2 separate regions of the Mus musculus genome follow, and region 2 is linked to region 1. The links are chromatin loops, found by intact Hi-C in ENCODE. Cell type or tissue: heart. All regions are shown on one strand. Each heading gives the region's core, and the rest is flanking DNA. Links, peaks and the distances in the headings are about the cores only. Region 1 holds the start of Ccdc173 (coiled-coil domain containing 173). Region 2 has its middle 12 kb from the start of Bbs5.

Region 1 (5,376 bases), core at 95-5,094:
CTAATCCAGGTATCATTGGCTGCCAGAGGTTTAAGTGGGAAACTCACTCTCACATACAAATAATTCAGTAAATAACAGTGAGACGAGCCGGACATGGTGGTGCACGCCTTTAATCCCAGCACTTGGGAGGCAGAGGCAGGCGGATTTCTGAGTTCGAGGCCAGCCTGGTCTACAAAGTGAGTTCCAGGACAGCCAAGGCTACAGAGAAACCTTGTCTCAAAAAACCAAAAACCAACCAACCAACCAAACAACAACAGTGAGGCAAAACTGATGATCACTGATCACTTAAGAACATTTCAGTTAACTAGGCAGTGGTGGCACACCCTTTTAATTCCAGCAGAGGCAGAGAGATCTGAGTTCAAGGCCAGCCTGGTCTATAGGGTGAGTACCAGGACAGCCAGAGCTACTTGAAAAATCCATGTCTTGAACCCTCCCCTCCCCCACAAAAAAGAACATTTAAATTAAATATACTGCCTTAGGGCTTCCATTGCTATGAGGAGACACCATGACCAACGCAACTTTTATAAAGCACAACATTTAACTGGGGATGGCGGCTGCCTCACAGGTTCTGAGGTCTCGTCCATTATCACCATGGTGGGAAGAATGCCAGTGTCCAGGCAGGCATGATGCTGGAGGAGCTGAGAGTACTATATCCTATCCCAAAAGCAAACAGAAGGCCGTTTTCTAGGCAGCCGAGGAAGGTCACATCCACACCAGGTGGAGCTTCAAAGTCCACCCCCACAGTGATGCACTTCCTCCAATAAGGCCACACCTTCTAATAGCATCACTTCCCATGGGCCAACCATATTCAAACTACCACACATACCTTATGGAGATTCACAGAGTATGATTTTAAAAAGTTTTCTAGGGATGTATACATAGTTCAGAGGGAGAGACTGCCTAACATGTGCGACACCTCAGTTTTATCTCCAGCACCATATTAAAAGAAAAATTTTCCCTAACAAATTAGTGAATTTTTAAAATTTGGTTGGTTTTTTGAAACAGAGTTTCTCTGTGTAGCCTGGCTGTCCGGGAACTCACTCAACAGACCAGGCTGAGAAGAATATGAGTGAAGTAAACTCACATTTAAAGTTAATCTAAGAGTATTTTTTTCTCAATTTTAGATTTTTTTCCTGTCTTGTAAACATATTTTTTATTAAAACCACTTACCCAAACTGGTACTTGCAGTCCAATTAATGCTACTTCAGCACAGAGGTTAGGCCACTGCAGTCTTCAATTTGCCAGCTGTTTGTAAACATTACTCCAGTTCTGTATGCAGAGAAATTGCTCTGATATGCAGCAAAGGAACAAAGACTTTTTAACTCCTAAAATTAATAGAAATATTTTAAAGGTTCAAAATTTATTTTTTCTAATTAGATTCATCTTCTTCATATAAAAAAAAAAAAACCCCAAAAAACAAAAAACAAAAACAGCCAGGCGTGGTGGCACATGCCTTTAATCCCAGCACTTGGGAGGCAGAGGTAGGCGGATTTCTGAATTTGAGGCCAGCCTGGTCTACAGAGTGAGTTCCAGGACAGCCAGGGATACACAGAGAAACCCTGTCTCGAAAAACAAAAAACAAACAAAACAAAACAAAACATGTACTAGCAATGAAGAAACAATTTGATTATACATATATACTTGGAATAAATACTAAAAAAAGAATGCCATAAAAATATTTTATCTGATTAATAAAATCATAAGTATGAAGTCAACTGAATATCATTTCAGTTTTTCTCATTAAAAGGGAAACACTATTATTTTATTTATATTCAGCTATGAGTGATGTACTTAAAATAGAAATCTACAAAACTTAAGGAAGTTCACAGACCAACTTTTAACAATGTCAATTTACCAGGGAACTCTTTTACTAAAGTTTGAAAATTTGAAAACCAGACCAGTAATCCCAGCACTCAGGAGGCTGAGGCAGACATAATGCTGCACTGTTGGACGCAGCTTCGGTTACGCAGTGTCAAGTGTGCAGTGTGAAGAGGGCCAGTGAGCAGAGAGGATGGGGAACCCCTTGCTGAACGAGTCTGACAAGTTCAGTGTGAGATCCTCAAGACACCCCCACAGGGGAAGAGGACTCCAAATGCTTGCCGTCTGACTAGTACACCATCACACTCACTCAATACACACACAGTAACACATTTTATTAACAAAATCAAAACAGTATTCTCAGGGCTGGAGAGATGGCTCACTGGGTAAGAGCCCATGTTGCTCTTCTCAGAACCCAAGTCAGGTGGGACAATTTTAGCTCCAGGGGACTTAATGTCTCTAGATGCCATGGCTGTTACATTCGAGTACACACACACATACACCCCAAAGAAGTAAATAAATAAGGGGCTGGAGAGGCAGCTGAGCAGTTAAGAACATTGACTGTTTTTGTAGAAGATCCAAGTTTTGGTGGCTTATCACTACTTGTAACTGAAGCTCCAGGGGGGTCTGACAGCCCTAGTCTCTTTGGGCACCTTCAATCATGTGCACTTACTCTCACACAAACACATATACAAACATACACATAACTAAGTATAGCACGCATAAAATGGTTTATGGACAGTGGCCAGATCTTAATGAGTGGTTTAATTGTCATTTGTGGGTTTTTGTTTGTTTGTTTCTGATTTTGTTTTTAAAATATCTCAATAGTCATTTAAATTCTGTTTCCAATTAGGGTGCAAAAGAGCTTCGAGACAAAAAAAAAAAAAAAAAAAAAACAACAACAACAAAAAAAAAACCCAACCCCCCCCCCAAAAAAAAAAAACTAGTTCTAGACCAACTTGTATGGAAAAGGCACTTGCAATCGGGAGTTTCAAGTCAAATATGAGACCCTATTTGAAATATAAGACCATATGAGAACGTTACTGAGATATTTTATGAGGTTCAATACTTGTAACTAATTTGGTAAAACTCCTGATAATTTTCACTGAGAGACGTGGTCTACACAGCTTCTGCCTTCTAAGTTATATACTCTGCCCCAGTTGCTTCAAGGATAACTCTAGAGTGAACAGGTTAAAGGGCACCTGTGTTGTCCCTTGTGGTGAGGTCCCTCAGCTCAGAGTTTCTGTCCCGTGAAGGAACTTCCTGCTCACTCTGCGTTATCTTGTGGGAAGAGGGCCTTAGGAAGAGAAAGGTACAATTTGCTGGGGATGCAGCTAGCACTGTGTAATTCACCGATCTCTCGCTAGGCGTCGTGCTCCCTCACAAACTATGCAAGCGGCTGTTGGCCTACAAAGACAGTTCAATCCCTGACCTTTCCAGCCCTGCGGAGCTTTCAACTCGCTTAGCACAAGTACACAAAAGTTCCGTCTCCAGAAATTTTTATTAATCCTTCCATACTTACCAGCATTATTACAGTGGAACATCTCTGATAGAAAACCTGAGGAGAGATAGCACAACTATGCATTAGAACGTTCATTATTGAAAGTCGCACTTCCTTTAATTTAGTAATGAAATCAGCTGTACAGCGATATGTCAGGAGAGCCTCTGCTGAGATCAAGTGCCAGTCCACTTTTTGTGTCATTAGAGACTGACTGGTTCCCGAAGTACACTAATTACAAGTTATTTACCAAGCAGTTTAATGTATGTTAAAGGTATCAACGCGAATGTTCTGGGGACAACATTCAAGTTTTAATAGTCCTACGTAACAACTGACAGGGTCTCATATAGTCCTGACTATGCCTCATAAATCAAATCATTTAAAAACACCTTTTCTGTCCTTTAATCCTTGTGGCTCGGTGGTCAAAGGGCTGTCCTTCACCTCAGCCAGCGGGGCGCAGAGTAGAAGCTCGCACCCAGCCTGGGCCTCGACTCGCACACCGGCCGGTTCCAAACTAGCGCAGCGAGTGAGAAAAGCGGCAGCGGCCGAGCGGGACCGAGGGCTCCTCACTGACCCAGGCCTGGGTCGCAGCGGGCCGCCAGCATCAGCACCAGCGTCGGCCGGTTGGTTCTCGTGCCTTACGCAGCCGGTGAACTGCTAGCGCCGGCTCGCCCACTGCTCTGCACTGCGCACGCGCACACCCGGGCTTCGGGCCTCGGTTCAGCCGCGGACAGGGCTCCTTCCTGGTTCCTGGATTGGAGACTGACGTCACTTCCGGCGTGGTTGCTAAACAACCAAATGGTTTAGTTATCGCTCAGTAGCTGACTTCAGCTTGGAAGTAGTATCACCTGCTCTGGACTCGCGGGATCAGCTTTGTTAAAGATGCAGGTGCGCTTTGGACGGCGCTCCGGGCAGGCGAAGGAAAGCCAAGGTGAGCTGCCTTGGCCCGTGCCGGAGCTGGGGTTGTTGTTTCTAGAACCCCAGCATAGGGTGACAAAGTGAGGGCTTCGGTTGCCTTTTGAAATGGGCTTTAACCAAGTCGAAAGCAGTCCCAGCAAGCATCCTTGGAAGTTAGGCAGGTTGGCCTTCAGGTGAATGAGTGGAAAAAGGAAAGAGGACTAGGGGAGCGTAGCAGTAGAAAGAATAGACTAGGAGTAGAATAGGGGTAGAAAAGGCAGCAGTTAGAGCCTTACCCCAGCTGTAACTCGTCAGACACTCGGGGCACTTAAGCTTTGTAATTCGTTGAATAAATTTTGGAATGCCGTTTGGAAATGTTATTGACCTATCAAAATCTTTATAATGTTGCAGACCTGCTGAGTAATCTTTTCTAAAGCTCACGGAAAAACCTCAGTTCTTTCCACGCTAAAGTTAAAATTCTCCCCTAGTCAAATGCTTTGATAATGTAAAAAAAAAAAAAAAAATGATAATGAGGTAATTAAAGTGACCAATTAAAGTGACCTAAGATTTGATTTTTTTTCAAAGATGTGAGCAAGTAGGACTTCTAAAAACAAAGTCTTTCCACAAGTTTAATTGTTGTCATGGTAACTAATAGATTCTTGGAAATTTGAACTATCTTCACGTTTTGCTTGAGTTCTGTAGCAATAGCACCCTACCCCCACCCTGCACCCTAGGATAGACACAATCTGGTCAGTGGGAACATTAGGAAATTTGATTCATACACAAGGACATTGTAAAAGTAATTTTTATTCACCAGATGTAACTGTTGTCTTGGAGGCTTACTGCTGAATAAGCTCACCCTTTCTAGTTCTTTCTGAACTCTGGCCTCGATGGTTCAACACAGGTGTTCTGGCCCAAACTCCTCTGCAAGCTGACTGATTCAAACTGGCTTCTCTCAGCCTCTTTCTGAATTGCTCCACTTGGAAAAACTGCTGTGTATTGAGGAGAGATGCTTTCGAACAGTGGTTCTCAATCTCCCTAGTGCTGTGACCCTTTATTACATACAGTTCCTTATGTTGTGGCGACCCGCACCATAAAATTATTTTCTGTGCTACTTCATGATTATAATTGTATGAATTATGCTTAAATTATTATTATTAAAT
Region 2 (5,376 bases), core at 102-5,101, 160 kb after region 1:
CTAAACTGGTAAAAGTGAGAGCAGGTTTGATGTTTTTGTTCCTGCAGGTAGGGGGGAAATGGTTGTTTCTCAAGAACAGTTAGAGAGGGCTGGAGAGATGGCTCAGTGGTTAAGAGTACTGACTGTTCTTCCAGAGGTCCTGAGTTCAATTCCCAGCAACCACATGGTAGCTCACAGCTATCTGTAAAGGGATCTGACGCCCTCTGTAAAGGGATCTGATGCCCTCTTCTGGTGTGTCTGAAGACAGCGATAGTGTACTCACATACATAAAATAAATAGATCTTACAGCAGTGAGAACAAGGAGGCTGGAGAGATGGCTCAGTGATTACAACTGCTGCTATTCCAGAGGACCTGAGTTTGATTCCCAGCACCACATAGAGTGGCATCACTATGATCTGTAGCTCCAGTTCCAGATCTGATGCCTTCTTCTAGCCTCTGAGAGCACCAGGCATTCACGTGGTGCACAGAGATGAAAGCAAATATTCATACACATAAAATAAAGTTAAGGAATAAGAAGTCCTTTATGGTATGAGATTATACATGAAACAAACCAAAACTGTTTGTATGCTTATTTCTGGGTTTTTGCTTATACCTCGTGGAGCCCAAGAGGAAGAGTCATGGTCAGGTAGATGATGCAAAGATGGTTGTGTGCTGCTCCCCTTAGCAATAGTAGACAGACATAACTCCCAGCAGCACCAGGACACAGGGCTGTTATGTGGTTTCCCACACTAAGTAACTATAAGAAGCTGTTCAGCAGCAGAAAGTTCTCAGCCAACCTCCTGCTTTGTAGTCGGGCTTGCGAAGCCAATGCTTATGTGCTCTTGTCTTACATAGGGTTCTATTGCTGTGAAGAGACACTGTGACCAAGGCAACTCTTATAAAGGAAAGCATTCCACTGGGGCTTGGCTTATGGTTTCAGAGGTTTAGTCCATTATCATCATGGTGGGGAAACATGGCAGCCTCAAGCCAGACATGGCGCTGGAGAAGGAGCTGAGAGCTCTACACCTGGATCCACAGGCAGCAGAAGTGAATGCCACACTAGACCTGGCTTGAGCATACAGGAGATCTCGAAGCCCACCCCACAGCGACACACTTCCTTCAACCAGGCCACACCTACTCTAACAAGGCCACACCTCATAATAGTGCCACACCCTGTGGGCCAAGCATTTAAGCACATGTGTCTTAGGGGCCAAACCTATTCAAACCACCACAGCTTGGAACCATCTTGCTAACCCTGTTTGTTTGTTTTTAGAGACATGCATCAGTATTTATTGCAGGCTAGCCTTGCTGTCTCAGCTCAAATGATCCTCCTTGTAATTGGTCCTTCCAAGTAGCTGGGACTACAGGTGCCTATGCCTTGGCTACAAATTATGTCAATATTATCTCTATTTAAAAACCCACACAACCCCTAGGAGAAAAATATAGTGCTCTTCTGCCGATTAAAAGGATAACTGGGAGGTTGGCAATAGCCTTTAATCCCAGCATTGGGGAGGCAGAGGCAGGGGAATCTCTTGAGTTTGAGGCTAGCCTGGTCACTGGCCAGAGTGAGTTCCAGGAAAGCCAGGGCTTCCAGGACAGCCAGGGCTACACAAACAAAAACTGTCTCAAACACACACACACACACACACACACACACACACACACACACAAACAAAAAATGGGGATTCGGGGGGGGGGGGGTATCGTATTGGGGAAATACACTTGCTGCCAAGGCTGATAATCTAAGTTTGATATAGATAACCCAAATGGTAGAAGGGCCAACAACTAAAAATTACCCCATGCCAGCCAGAAGAGCAAGCTCTCCCCCACAAACAAAGAAACTTTTTTTTTTTTAACAAAAGTTTTTTAAAGGGAGAGGGGGCACACTGGCTGGCTCAGTGAGGAAGACCACTGGAGTTCTTCCGGAGGATCAGGGTTTGGCACCAAGCACCCACATGGTGGCTAACAACCGTCAACTCCAGTTTTAGAGAAACAAATGCCCTCTTGTGGCCTCATCAGGCATTGCATGCACATGGTCCACAGCCATGCCTGAAGGCAAAGATAACCATACAAATAAAAATAAATTTAAAGGGAGGTTAATTAATTCAAAACTTTAAGGAGCCGGGCGTGGTGGTGCACGCCTTTAATCCCAGCACTCAGGAGGCAGAGGCAGGCGGATTTCTGAGTTCAAGGCCAGCCTGGTCTACAGAGTGAGTTCCAGGACAGCCAGGGCTACACAGAGAAACCCTGTCTCGAAACTCCCCCTCCCCCCAAAAAACCCCACAAAACTTTAAGGAAACACTCTTTTTGACACTTCCTTCTCACACCATGAGCAGGACTTAGTTCTTTTAAGAGGACTTTGTGGGTTGGCAAAATAAGTACGAAAAAATGTGCTTACCTTGAAGCCAGCCCTTCTGAAAAGTTGGGAAGTACTCACAAACAGGTGCCAACTCCACAGAGTTGTCCTCTGACACAGGGGCAACACACACACACACACACACATTTTTATATGCATGAGTGTTTTCCCAGCATGTACATTTTTATAACACGTTTGAAGTTCTGGATGATTGTGAGCCACTGTGTGGATACTGAGAATCAAAATCAGCTCCTCGGCAATAGCAACAAGAGCTCTTAACCTCAACGCCAATTCTCCAGGCTCTCCCCTCCCCCCTCCACACCCCCTCCCCCACCCCCGCCACCCCAAATGCTAATTTTAAAGGGGGAAAAAAAGACACAGGAAAAAAACAAAACAAAAGAAAACAAAACAAAAAAACAACAGGAAGGGTGGCGGGGGAGGAGCGTCGTTGAAGTTTTTCTCTAGGACAATAGTGACACCGTGTGGCCAGTTCTTAGGACAGCAGTTACGAAGCGGAGTGAGTGTTGATTATACACTGGAATGCAAAAATCACTGTTAACTACATCAAGCAGACTTCAGATAGAATTCAGAGAGTTTATGGAGACCTAGCATTTGTGAGGACTATGCCGGTTCTTTTACAGATGTCTTTATTATATTGTTCTGTATTTTCTCAGATGATCAGGGACTAAATTAATTCTGCTGTGTTTATATAGTAAAGCAATCCTGCAGTTGTAAGCAAATGTATGTTAGTGTATTCTAGGGAAATTGGTTTTAAATATTCATTCATTCATTCATTCATTCATTCACTCATTCATTCACTCATTCATTCATTCAAAGATGGGCTCCCACTCCAGTCAGGCTGCCTTTGGATTCATTATATAGCCCATTTGTAATTCTCCTGCCTCATCCTGCCCAGTAATAAGATTACAGGCACGAGCCTCCACCTAGTTGACAGACCCCTTGCTTTGCTAACCTGCTTCCCATAGGGACTACACAACACATTCTGGCATGCAGAGGGACTGACTTTGTCCTAGCTTTAATAGTCCACCCCACCCCCTTTGGTAGTTGCCATTTCTTCAAATACAGTTTATTCACTCAGTTAAAATAATAACTTTAAAAGATGAAAGTAGCATTGAGGTGCAGTGTGCACACCTGTAGTACCAGCACTGCGAAGTGGAGGCAGGAGAACCCTGAATTCAGGCCATCCTTATGAAAGAGGAAATAGAGACAAAGAAAGTGAGAACTAGAATCATCCTCCCAGAGCACAGCACATGGAGGCAGCAGAATCCGAAATTCAAGGTCATCCTCAGACACACAGGGAGTTTGAAGACAACCTGGGCTGTGTGAGACCTGTCTAAAACAGACAGACAGACAGACAGACAGACAGACAGACAGACAGACACATTAAAGAGAACACAAGCACCTAACCAGGGTAAATTTTTTCTATTCATCCACTAGACATTTTAGTAAATACATTGTTACTGTGAATGTGTGCTTGGTGATGTGTGGTCAAATGTGCCACAGTGGGTGTGCAAAGATCAGGGACAGCTTTGTGGAGTTGGTTTTCTCCTTCTGCCTTTATGTGGGTTCCAGGGATTGAACTCCGGTTGCCAGATGGAGCAGCAATAACCTTCTGAGCCATCTCACTGTCTGCATCTCTCCTTCCCCGTGGCTGGTGAGACGGCATAAAGCAGCATCCTGGACGCTTCTTTGGAACTATGTTTGACGTCCATGATGATTGGGAAGTGCTCAGTATATAAACATGCCTGGTAATGAACCGCAGGGAGCTGGAGACACACATGAGGCCAGGGTGATTTACAGCATCGTTTATAAAGCAGGATACAGGAATTGAGTTGGTTGAGACCTTAGAGGTTAAGTAGACCAGTCTCCTACTCAGGAAGTAATCCTGCCAACAATAATCTTGACATGCGGTTATTTAACATCTGCTGGAACAATCTCAGTGATTCCCAGGAGTAGAAAGCTCCCTGCCTCTCTAGGCACGTCATTCCCAACTCGAATGATCCCAGAGTCTTTCTTCAGTGATTTGAGGTCTGTCTTCTTGCAGCTAGGGGTTTTTCTCAGGCTGCCTCAGTAAACTAGTGGGCACCTTTCCTAACTTAGTAGATAGGTTACTGTGTAAATTTCTCTCCCCTCCAGGCTAAATGTACCCAGGCTTAGCATCCCCTAACCGTTTTTTGGTCACTTCCTTGGCTACTTCTCATTTTGTCAATGTCCCAGTAAAACGGATGTGATGGACACAGTCTTTGTTATGGTTTTTGTTCTTGCTTTTCTTGATATCGAGTCTCCTGCAGCTGAGGCTCACCTTGGAGTTTGGACCCTTCTGCCTCCGCCACCCAAGTGCTGGGATTGCAGGGATGTTCGCCAATGTCCTGTTTATGTGATGCTGGGGTAGAATTCAGGGCTTTGTGTGAGCTGGGTAAGCATTGTAGAAACAGCCTTACATGAAATCTCATTACTTTAGTGTGTGGAAGGCTTGTGATTGTGTGTGGATTTTAGATTCCTGTTAATGCTGCTTAAGTCATTTGGTGGTTACACAACTCCCTTTCCATATATTTATTTTTAAAGAATCGACGCACAGTAAACATGACTATTTTTGAGAAAGAGTCTCACTATGTAACTCAGGCTGGCTTACATACCTCACATTGGCTGAGAATTTGCCATCCTTCTCAACTTCTAGGGTGCTGGAATTACAGACATGTACTAGCACACCCAGTTAACGTTGACATTTTTTTAAATGTGTGGTTGTAAAAGACACATATGTAAGTTGGATGGTGGTGGCACACACATTTAATCCCAGCACTTGGGAGGCAGAAGCAGGCAGATATCTGAATTTGAGGCCAGCCTGGTCTACAAAGTGAGTTCCAGGACAGCCAGGGCTACACAGAAAAAAACCCTGTCAAGAATCCAATAAACAAATGGACAAATAAATAAATAAAATTAATAATAAAAAGACACATAACCAGTACCACAACCAGGAGCCTCCCTGCTCCTATACCACTATAGTCAACCTCCTGTGGTCC

Evidence for each region. A loop is a pair of places that touch in the nucleus more often than their neighbours do. Peaks named below come from ENCODE experiments on the same cell type or tissue, not always from the same donor. Only the 100,000 strongest peaks of a DNase experiment are listed, where the experiment ranks them.
Region 2: it touches region 1 in a loop (4-fold over the local background); 21 of 42 quality-filtered maps call a loop at or near these places.

Annotation. Positions count from the first base shown.
Region 1 is chr2:69,788,286-69,793,661 of GRCm38, reverse strand. Ccdc173 (coiled-coil domain containing 173) reads left to right here and starts at 4,176. Exons shown (of 9, transcript NM_001077684.1): 1 at 4,176-4,247. The coding sequence starts at 4,199. It overlaps Phospho2 (phosphatase, orphan 2), which reads right to left and starts at 3,925. Exons shown (of 4, transcript NM_028521.2): 1 at 3,706-3,925; 2 at 3,341-3,376; 3 at 1,171-1,325. In heart, for the core only: a CTCF peak has its summit at 3,174; DNase peaks (open chromatin) are centred at 3,181 and 4,041; H3K4me3 peaks cover 1,680 bases; H3K27ac peaks cover 1,221 bases.
Region 2 is chr2:69,632,612-69,637,987 of GRCm38, reverse strand. No RefSeq gene overlaps it. Among named protein-coding and RNA genes, the nearest start is that of Bbs5, 12 kb to the left of the region's middle. In heart, for the core only: CTCF peaks have their summits at 1,983 (motif pointing left) and 2,838 (motif pointing left); no DNase peak of the experiment used is centred there; H3K4me3 peaks cover 611 bases; H3K27ac peaks cover 642 bases; H3K27me3 peaks cover 254 bases.